Regions from separate parts of the Mus musculus genome. Here region 2 is linked to region 1. Evidence: chromatin contacts called from ENCODE POLR2A ChIA-PET data. All regions are on one chromosome and are shown on one strand. The core of a region is the stretch at or near the end of the contact, and the rest is flanking DNA. Distances in the headings are between cores, read along the strand shown.

Region 1 (4,770 bases), core at 304-2,803:
CAGGCCTGCCATCTTCGCAGACAGGGGAAGTGTGTACACAGGTGTTAGCCAGCTTTGCACAGGTGGTCTTCTTCCGTGTCTACAGCTTTTCTGTATCCTGGATATTAGGAATATATTTCACAAATGAGAGAACCGAGGTTCAAAACCGCCTCTACCCTGGGGAAATGTGTGTGCCTGTGCGTGTGCGTGTGCGTGTGCGTGTGCGTGTGCGTGTGCGTGTGCGTGTGCGTGTGCGTGTGCGTGTGCGTGTGCGTGTGTGTGTGTGTGTGTGTGTGTGTGTGTGTGTATGTGTGTGTGTGTAAGCAGTTTCCTTCCCTGCAGCTCAGGTCCCTGCCTGGAGGTCTGGGTGCGGCTTGTGCCTCCTTGCTTCCTCTCCGGGTCCCAGGGGAGATGTGGCAGAAACTCCTGCCGTGCTGTGCCGAAAGGCTCAGAGCTTCCTTCCGGACCAGACCTGGGTGGGGGAAAAAACATTTTTTTTTCTTCAGTGGCTTTAGGGGTGCCTGCTCTAGGTGGCATACAAGACTCCTGCCACCACCACAGTGAACTTGTGTTTATAGAGCGCGATTCTTAACTCCCGGTACAACGGACTTCCTAGAATTAAGAACCAAAACAGTGGTCCTGGGTAATCCAGAGCTGCAACAGTCGGTCCAGCCACAGGTCAATCTACACATTCACTACTAGAAAGGAGACTCCGTAGCCCTAGTTTTGGGTGCAGAGCTCAGGCGCTGTTGGGTTCCGGGTTTAGGCAGAAGGCGAGCTCCAGGTGTCCTGCTCCCCCTTGGCTTGGCGGGGCAGGTAGCTGGTGAGCCCTGCAGCGGCAGAGCTCCACTTTCGCTACTCCCTCTGGCCATAAACGAATCGGCGTCTCCTTTCAAGGGTCCCGCAGGCCTCTAGCACGTTAACAACGCGCGGTCCTGGTCAGGAATCCGGCAAATCCAAACTACCAGGCGGAGCTGAGGAGGACCTGGAGAGCAGTAACCGAGGTAAAAAGAAATGGGGTCCCTCCAATTCGTTGTAACCGCGCCTAAAGCCACTCTTATTCCTGGCGCCCATTCCCAAAGAATCTGATTCGCCACCATCTGACTACATCTCCAGGCTTGCTACCTGCAGACAACCTGGAGGCTTTCTGCTCTCCTCACCCTCCCCCCCTCCCCCTTGCCAAGGCACCCCAACTTTGTCCAGCTCTCTCACCTGAACCCCCGAAGCGCAGTTTCTTCTTTCTGGACTAAAGCCGAACCTGTCGCTAGTGGAAAGGTCCCCCACCCCCACCCAGCCCAGGCTGCAAGCCGCTTGCTTTACCAGTCCAAAGGTCACCTAAAGTTTGGCTGATAAACAGAATCGGTAGAGAAGATTTGGAGCCCCCCAGCGTGAGTAGAATGGGCTCTGGCAAGTCCCAATCCCGGCCCAAGTCTCTCGCTCCGTTGGACTGTCCCTTAGGTTCTCCCACTTTCTCGGTTTTTCCCCCCTCCCCACCACCATTTGCATCTTGCCGAAAGCTGAGCCCTTCCCACTCATTTGCATATCTTATATGGCCTAATGGTGGAGATCATGGCAAGTTAGAAGTTTTCTGACTCCTCTCGGAGGAGTCTCCGGGACCCCAGAGAGTAACAGGTGTCTGAAAGCTAAAGGGTGGAGGGGTTCCAGGACTTGGAGTTCTCTTGTAAAACTCCCCTCCACCCTCCTCTCTCACACCCACCCATCCCCTCAACCCCTTCTTTTTCCGTCCTTGGAAAATGGTGTCCAAGCTCACGTCGCTCCAGCAAGAACTCCTGAGTGCCCTGCTGAGCTCCGGAGTCACCAAGGAAGTGCTGATCCAGGCCTTGGAGGAGTTACTGCCGTCCCCGAATTTCGGGGTGAAGCTGGAGACACTGCCCCTGTCCCCCGGGAGCGGGGCGGATCTCGACACCAAGCCGGTTTTCCATACTCTCACCAATGGCCACGCCAAGGGCCGCTTGTCTGGGGACGAGGGCTCAGAGGACGGCGACGACTATGACACTCCTCCCATCCTCAAAGAGCTCCAGGCGCTCAACACCGAGGAGGCCGCGGAGCAGCGGGCCGAGGTGGACCGGATGCTCAGGTAGGCAAGCGAGCGAGGTACGCCCTGGAGCCCGAGCAGTCTCTGGAGTCCCCGGCCCCTCACCGGAGGCATGAGGTGTACACTGCTCTCCCCAAGCCCCTTCCCCACGGGAAAAATAGCCCGGGGGCACTCCGCTTCTCTGCTAACTATTGAACCTGGCCCTCCACCGGGCGACCTGGAACCCCCAGGCTTCGTCTGCCTCCACCTATGCGGGCAGCCTGGACCCAGGCACTTTGTTGGTGGTACCCAGTCACGAGAACCGAAGGTGCGGAGCCTTAGGTCACATGACCAGAGGGGCTGGTGGGTGCAGCGAAAAGGCTGCAATTGCCCCCGGACCCACCAAACTTCCCAAACCCCAAGCCACGTATTAATCCCTGCGATCTGCAGTTCTCTGCAAAAGACCTGGCAGCATCAGTGGCCGAGGCCTGGGAAGCAAGTTCTCTGATTGTGTCCTTACAGAGCCAAGTTTAGAATTATAAAGTGGAAAGTTTGTTGTAGGGTCACCAGTGCCGGGCAAAAGAAACCATGAACAAAGGGAGAGAGAATAGGTGCTCCTAAGACCACCATGCCCTTTTGCAGAGGTGGGCGTGTACGCATCTCACTAACGACACCCCAGCAGGCTTAGGGGAGCCCAGGCTGGCTGGCGGTCCCTCCGGTGGCTGGGATCACTTGCCGGTCCTCTCGCCCGGGCCTACGCTTTGACAGCTAGTTACTAATTATCCAAGGAGCCAAGCGGCTCCCTTAGACTGCGCGTCGCTCCGGGGCCACTTGGCTTCAGAAAGGAGCCCCTCGCGTGGCCTCTGACTCTTAAGCCCTGCGGCTTCAAAGTTTCAGAGTTCCGGAGTGACTGTGGCGGCCTCCCTGGCTCGGCTTCCTCTCCTGCAGCGCGCGCTTGGGGTGGGATATGACCTTGCATTTGAATTTGCGCTTTGGGGACCCGGCCGCTCGCCCTCTAGCCAAGGCAATCTGGAGGACTTCTAAAAGTTTTTTGTTTTTTTTGTTTTTTTAACCCCTAAAATGATTTTGCTCTAATTTAAAAGCTTGGGTTTCTTTCGTTGCTGTTTCTCCACGTAGCAATGATTTTTTTTTTCCCCCTCTGGCTGAGTTTAGCGGCCTGGATGGTGTCAGGGGTAGAGGGTACAGACTGAGGTACCGAGCCCCTCGGAAGGTTTGGGACGGCAGGCTGGCAGAAAATTTATCCTGGGGCCTGGCTCAGGGACCCGGCATCCCGTCGCCAGCCCCCTGGGGCCTAGGTCCTTCCTCCTGAGAGCCACTGTCTAGTTCGCCTCGGAGCCGACTTAGGGAAGCCCGGGAGGCCGAGGGCGCCTCTCCACCGTGGTCCCCACCCCGGGCTGGACAGAGCGGAGATGTAACATAAACTGCAGCACGTGGAGTTGGGGTGTTATTAATTTATTCCTATAAATCATCAACAGAAAGTACACAAAACGTGATTAGGTTGAAAAGAGAGGCGGGTTATTCATTGGTGAAGTTGTAAACTCGGCTTAGAAAGGGAAGGAAATCAAAACGCAGGAGGGGGTGCTCGCCGGACACACGCGCGGAGGTACGGGACGCACCCCCAGGTCCCCGCGCTGCTCTGGGAAGCCGACACCCGCAGAGCTCTGCGGGCGCAGAGTCTCTGAGTCGGGGGTCTTAGGACCTGGGCCTTCTTCCCACCCCCAAGCCATGGGGAGCAGAAGGAGAGGAGCCCAGACTCTAGCTGGGGTGAGGACCCAGGGCACACCCTGAAGCTCTGTCCCATTCGCAAGCTGGTGCCGCCTTCCCTCCCCTGGGCCTGGAGCGTCTGACTTTATTAAAGTAATTTTTCAAGAAATTGCTAGCGGCTCGCAGGTCACCGCGCAGCCGACTGCAGGGTACCGGGCACTCTCTTTTGTTTTTCTCTTCCCGCTCCACCCCCTTGTTCCCCTGTAAGTCAGAAAGAAAAGAAAGGTGTGCGGGGGAGGAGGGTCACTCGGTGGCGCGCCTGGTCGCCTTTACCCTGGCTGGAAGAACCTGGCCAGAGTGGAGGGTTGCAAACGGCGGTGTCGCGCGCTCCCCGGCTGCGGGTCGGAGGCTGGTGTGCCCCAGGGGCTTAGGAGACCTGGTGGGCCACCTAGGGACCAAGGCCCCTGGTTCCCCGCGAGCCGGGACCCAGAGAGTCTCTGCTCCTGGGAAGCAAAGTCACCCTTGAGGAAGGAGCGGGCTGGACGTTGTGGCCACTGTGGGTTTGCTTTTGACACCTGCGCTGGCTCTACAAAGGCCGAGCGCTCCTCGCTACAGCGAGTTTCTCCTAGGGAGGAAACTGTATTTCCCAATAACTCTTTACCTGGGCCTCAGAGCTCTCTTCCGTAGGGAATATGCGGGGCATTCTGGGATCCGAGAAGTTTTTTTTTTTTTAGTTTTTCAGGTTTTTTTTTTTTTTTTTTGTTTTTTAAGATATAACTACGCCATCTTAACCCCCAATTCAAATATTTTTAATTCAGGGCCTGAAGGTTTTGTCTCAACGGTTTTTCTTTTGTTTTGTTTTTCTTTTTTCTTAATCATCTCGCTGTTAATTCCCCTTTTCACGGAACCACTCACGTTTAGAACACACTCTTATGCTAGGTTTTTTTTAGGTACGTAGAATAACCGGTAAAGAAGCTAAACAAAGGAAAAATGGCCAAACGATCTGTTAAAGCGATACAGTGGTAATTTTT
Region 2 (5,323 bases), core at 1,647-4,146, 110 kb after region 1:
CTCCTTTGTGCTATGTAGTAGTGTAGTTGGTTATAACGTTTTTCATATGGACAGTGATTTTAATGCTAGACCAAGACGTAGGAAACATCTTTGTTCCCAGCTCCTCGGATGCTTTGCTGTATGGTAACTTTTAGCACATGTTTATTTAGCCTCGGTTAGGTTATAGAAGTAAATTCATATGGAATTTCTAATTCAGTATGTCTTCCTTTTCATAGGAAAAAGGTTGCTGGCCAAAACAGCAAGAAGAAAGAAACTCTCAAAGAGAAAAGTTAAAAAATAAATACCTTAGAAGGCAATCCCTGCAGTGTAACTTATGAGCCTGGCATGGATTCTCATGGAGTACTTACAACCATCTTTACCAAACATTTGAAATCCACAAGGATATGAGAGGACAGAATGGTTCTGATGTAGTGATGCATCAAGCTTCACTTTGTAGGTGGGATTTATACAATGAAAATAACAGGCATTGGCATTTCTGCCTGAATCCAGAGAGATACTTCTTATAGAAGAACAAGAGCCGATGCTAAAATAACACCCAAGTGTGGTGAACTCTTAAGGATTTTGCCCTTCAAGTGTGAAGGAAAGTGTGATGCATGCTGTGGAGAGGCGTCTGGAACAGAATTTTAAAATAAAACCTTGAGTTTGAGTGCACCATCCACACTTGTGTGTATGGAGAGCCAGCGCTGTGTGGGATGCAAACAAGAGCAGCAGCACAGGCCAGACACAGGAAGGAGCCTAGCACTCCCTTTAGTGTTTCTTTGTGGTAGGAGCCACAGTAAGGAGGTCCCCCATCTGTGGTTATCCAAATTCCAGAGGATTGGAAACTTGAGCCTGTTGAAATTGACCTGTACTGCACTGGGGAGGAAGCTTATGCTTAGCTGTCATAATGTTGCAACTGTAAGGTTATGATCAGCCTTTCCCTGTCTGACTTCATTCTCCATCATTTAACCATGTTCTTTCCTGTCTCTTTCCACCAAGATGACTGCCTGAAAGCAGATAGCACTCTATCCTATCCTGATGAGGAAGAACATTCCCGTTACACGATACACCTCGTTTCATTGTCTCAGATGCTTATCTTTGCTGAGACTTGATGGGCTTCAGCCACCCTCCACAGAGAACTGTGATCATTTGGACCAAGGCAGTGCACAGTATGCAGGTTTTCCTTAATTACCTGCTTTGTACAGTGGAATAAAAAAGGCTTGGTACAAGTTGAAGCACTTAAGACTGGAGCCTAGAATTTCTCAGGGCCTGTGCTGCCACAGGACTACAACATAAGTGACTGCCAGCAACTGAATTAAGCCTGTTTCCTTTACTCTAGGCAGTTGATACTTTAGTCTAAAATCAGCACAGTAGACCTCCTTTTAAATGTGTATTTGTTTTGAAAAGGGATCTCTGTATCCCAGACTGGCCTGGAACTCACAGCAATCCTCCTGTTTCAGCCCCTTTACTGCTGAGAATACAGACATGAGACTGATATTGAATAGATGGGATAAAGATTTAAAAAAAAAATCAGGCTTCATTTAAATAAACTGCTCTAGAGAATAAAAACTAAAAGTTTGTAATTGTTTTGTTCTTGCAGAGAGTTGAGTCAGTGTATATCCTGAAGTGGGTATACACTTGAAACCATTGCGGCTGCATTTTCATTTTAGACCTTCAGCTTTTCCTGTGTTTTAAGAGTAAAAGTGCCTATCTCTGTGTCTGAAGCTTTGTATGCTAACAGCACCACTCTTTAGCAACTAACGGCAGTGATGAAGTATAGAAACGATTATGTGGTATGGGGCTGTGATCTCAAAGCATCCTAACAAGACTCTTAACACAGGTGGGGAGTGTCCTTGGACGGATGCAGATAGAGATGGTAACAGATCGTGTTGATAATCCCCATTCAGTTATTTTCTCTTTATTTTTTCTGAGCAACCACCCAGTCCATGAAGTAGCTACAAAACTTGTATCAGCTTTTTTTTTAAAAAAAGGGTCAGGAATGGATTTAAACTCCTATACATATCAGTAAGGACTCTCCTATATAAATGCTAGCTTTGACCAGGGAAGAGGAAAAGTGAAATAGTAAACAAGACCAAACAAGGAAAACAGATCTCACAAATAGTGGGCGTGGTCCTAGTTAAAGGACCAAGGACTTTGAGGACATATTGGTGTGGACACACTGCAGCTCCAAGATCTGAGCATATTACAAGAACTTCTTTCAAGATTTTTTTTTCTCATTTCTAAAATAGCAGTAATAACTCAGGGACATCAGACTATTAAATGCACATAAAACTGGTCTAGTAAACTAATAACCTATTATAATTGTCTCAGCGAAAGCTGTAAGGCAAGAAGTGGCAGGGACTGGTTGTGATTGATCCATTATCTAAGAGCTTAACAAACTTACTTTCAACACATTTTACTTCCAGGTAGCTTGGTTAGGGTTGGAGGTGTCAAAGTAAAAATACCCTGTGTAGGTTCAGCATGTGCTCACGGTGCCTCACTATGGCAAAACCGACCACATGAGTAGGGCACCTTGGAGGATATCCTCTTCGTGTGTATTGGGTCCATGTATGCTCTAGATTGACTTAAGTAAAAGGTACTGTCAGTGTCTGTAATAGATGCTGAAGAGAGAGTGCCAAGGGAAACAGCTGTAAAGGCCCTCTAGGATCCGACTGCTGTGTAAAGGAACAGCAGAAAAGCACCTGTGTTCCATCATCTGGTTATATCAGGACCTACTGTGTGCATTAGTGCAGATCCGGGTTTGCAAACTAACTACACCAGCCGCAGTGCTGTGTCTCCTGCAGAATGCCACCGGGGCGCGCCGCTCGTGCCCGGGGGCCATGAAGTCACGTGGGCGCGCAGCCCCGCCCCGTCGTCGGCCCCGACTTGGTGGGGCGGTGTCTGCCCCGGAAGTGCCTGTCTTCGGCTGACAGCTGCTGGCGCGGCGGCGGCCCCGAGCAAGATGGCGCTGCGGCCGGGAGCCGGAGCCAGCGGCGCGGCGGGGGCGGGCGCGGGGCCCGGCGGGGCAGGCAGGTGGGTCGGCGGGGCGGGCGGAGTGGGCAGCCATGGTCGGCGGGGTGGGCAGGTGGGGCCGGGCGCAGGGGCGGCGGTTGCGGGGCGCGAGCGTCCTGGGGACCCGCGGGGAGCGCGCTCGGGTGCAGGCGCCACCGCACCTGCCGCGGGGCCTCGAGCGCCCGCGAGTCCCTGCTAGGCTTGCTGGGCTCGAGCTGCTGTCGGAGCGAAGGCTGTGACGGTCTAGTCGCAAAGCTGGAGGAACCGTTTTAAGACTGTACAGTACTGTCTTTCCTCTCATAGAGCGTCCTGTCCAGTCCTTTTTTCTTTTCTTCACATACAAATAGAAAAATCTGAAGACCTTTGAATTAGTAATTGTCTTGAGATAAAGCCCGTTTAGTAGAAAAAAACATTTGTCTGACTCCTTTTAAAATAGACATTTTGAAACAAAGAAAATTCACTGACCAAGAGCAGTATGCTCCTCTTAAAACAAAAGCTTCCAGACTTTATTGAGCTCCTTTTAAAAATAAAAATCTGCTCTTTGTTCTATTTCAGATAATTTTTAGGCTATGCTCCCTGTATCCAGAATGGTAAAGGGGTGTTTGTAACTCAAGTTCATTTTCATTTGACAAAATGTTTGATTCCAGAAAGTCTGCTCCCCTTTCTATCATGACTCAGTTTGTGTTTATTTAATTAGCTGACATATAGCACACACATTCCGAGATAAAATTAGCTTTTATTTTTAAATATCCTAAGTTATCTTTGGAAAGCGAAGTATTTGGGTTTTTTTTTTAATGTATAGTTTAATTTTGGAATCACCTACACTTCAAATGTGTAAAAGATTTTAAAGTAACCGTCTCCTTCAGGTGCATATTGTGAATACACACACACACACTCATTCACGGAAGGAAAAAAAGCAGTCACTTGAATAAAGCAACGGTGTGTGGCCAGGTTTTCTGCTTCCTCTACAGTCTTTGACTTTAAACTTAAAACATTTTCCTTCCTCCTCTGGTTTTGTCACTGTTTCGTTGGGGTCTTTCATTAGTGAGCATTAGAAATTGCTTTTGCCTGCAGAATATATACAGGATGACAATTTCTAAAGTGGCATTCTATTAATCTAATCAAATGTATGAGTAATAATGGGACCAGTCCTAGAAATTTTCAAAGAATTTCATGTTTTAGGCACAAATGTTTTCAAAAAAAAAAAAAAGGAAGACCCCCTGGGCACAGAAAAATTCAGTGTGTTGCTCAGTTTGGTTTGTAGTATTTTAATGCCACTGGTCCAAGGAGCTGCACTGGAGAATGCCTGTAATCCAGCTCTGAGGAGATGTAGGCAGGAAGATCAGGAGCTCAAAGACATGCTCAGCTATCGGGAGAGTTTGATGTTAGCTTGGGTACCCTGAGATCCTGTCTTAGGGGAAAGAGCATGGGCAATAAACTCATGTGCACTCCAACAGGTAGTAAATCCATAGGAGACACAAAGTGATTACAATGGTTGTTGAAGGGTATTTGGTGTTACATTTGTTAGATACTTTTGGGGGCTGAGAAACTGTATACTCAGGAATATTTTGGTTTGGGGAAAGCGATACTAAGAGCTGAAGTTATCTATAAGAAACCTAACAAAGTAGCAGAGTATAACTGAAGAAAAACAGAAGCCAACACTCTTCTTTCGAAGCTTTCAGTGGGAGAAAGAAATTACCAGCTGCAACTGACTCTGAGGGCTGCCTTCTGCCTTGGATACTGTTTCTTAAATACTTTCTTTTAGCTACTTAGTTTCCTTAAAGGCTAGCCAAAGGCAGCCACATGCAAACAACCGCTTTCGCCTCTTGCACTGAATGGACTATCCTAGAGTAAATGCTTGAGACGGATAAATGACAGTATTTGCCTTTAACCAAGTAAAGCAACAGAGTTGAGAACAGTCTGGGTGAGTCTTTAGTGACCCCACTTGTAATCATGTGGAATGACTACACATGTAAATGTGTAAAATGTTGTTTATTTTAGCTCAGGCTAGAGTTGAACAGATAGCCCAGGGCAGTCTCAGATTTGTGATCTGACTACCTCCATCTCATTATTGCTAGGTCTGTGGACTCCACCACCCTGATCTAAGTATCATTATTCTTGGTGTCCTAATACCACAATTTCTCAACCTGTGGGTCTGGACCCCTCTTAGGGGTGGGTCACACATCAGCCAGTTACATTATGATCCATAGCAGTAGCAAAATTACAGTTATGAAGTAGCAATAGAATAATTTTATGGTTGGGGGTCACCCCCACACGAAGAACTAAAGTAAAGGGTCACAGCGTTAGGAAGGCTGAGAACAAACCTCTGCCC

Evidence for each region. ChIA-PET counts read pairs that join two places held with the same protein, here RNA polymerase II (POLR2A).
Region 2: POLR2A ChIA-PET joins it to region 1 with 38 read pairs in Patski. The contact joins the promoter of Synrg here to the promoter of Hnf1b in region 1. POLR2A ChIA-PET finds 5 or more read pairs at or near these places in 2 of 5 experiments (Patski and embryonic stem cell).

The regions. Positions count from the first base shown.
Region 1 is chr11:83,849,316-83,854,085 of GRCm38, forward strand. Hnf1b (HNF1 homeobox B) reads left to right here and starts at 1,554. Exons shown (of 9, transcript NM_009330.3): 1 at 1,554-2,077. The coding sequence starts at 1,734. Gm12576 (a long non-coding RNA gene) reads right to left here and starts at 1,316. Exons shown (of 4, transcript XR_388929.3): 1 at 1,192-1,316; 2 at 1-964.
Region 2 is chr11:83,961,535-83,966,857 of GRCm38, forward strand. Synrg (synergin, gamma) reads left to right here and starts at 2,897. Exons shown (of 20, transcript NM_194341.2): 1 at 2,897-3,012. The coding sequence starts at 2,942. It overlaps Ddx52 (DExD box helicase 52), which reads left to right. Exons shown (of 15, transcript NM_030096.2): 15 at 216-1,554. The coding sequence ends at 273.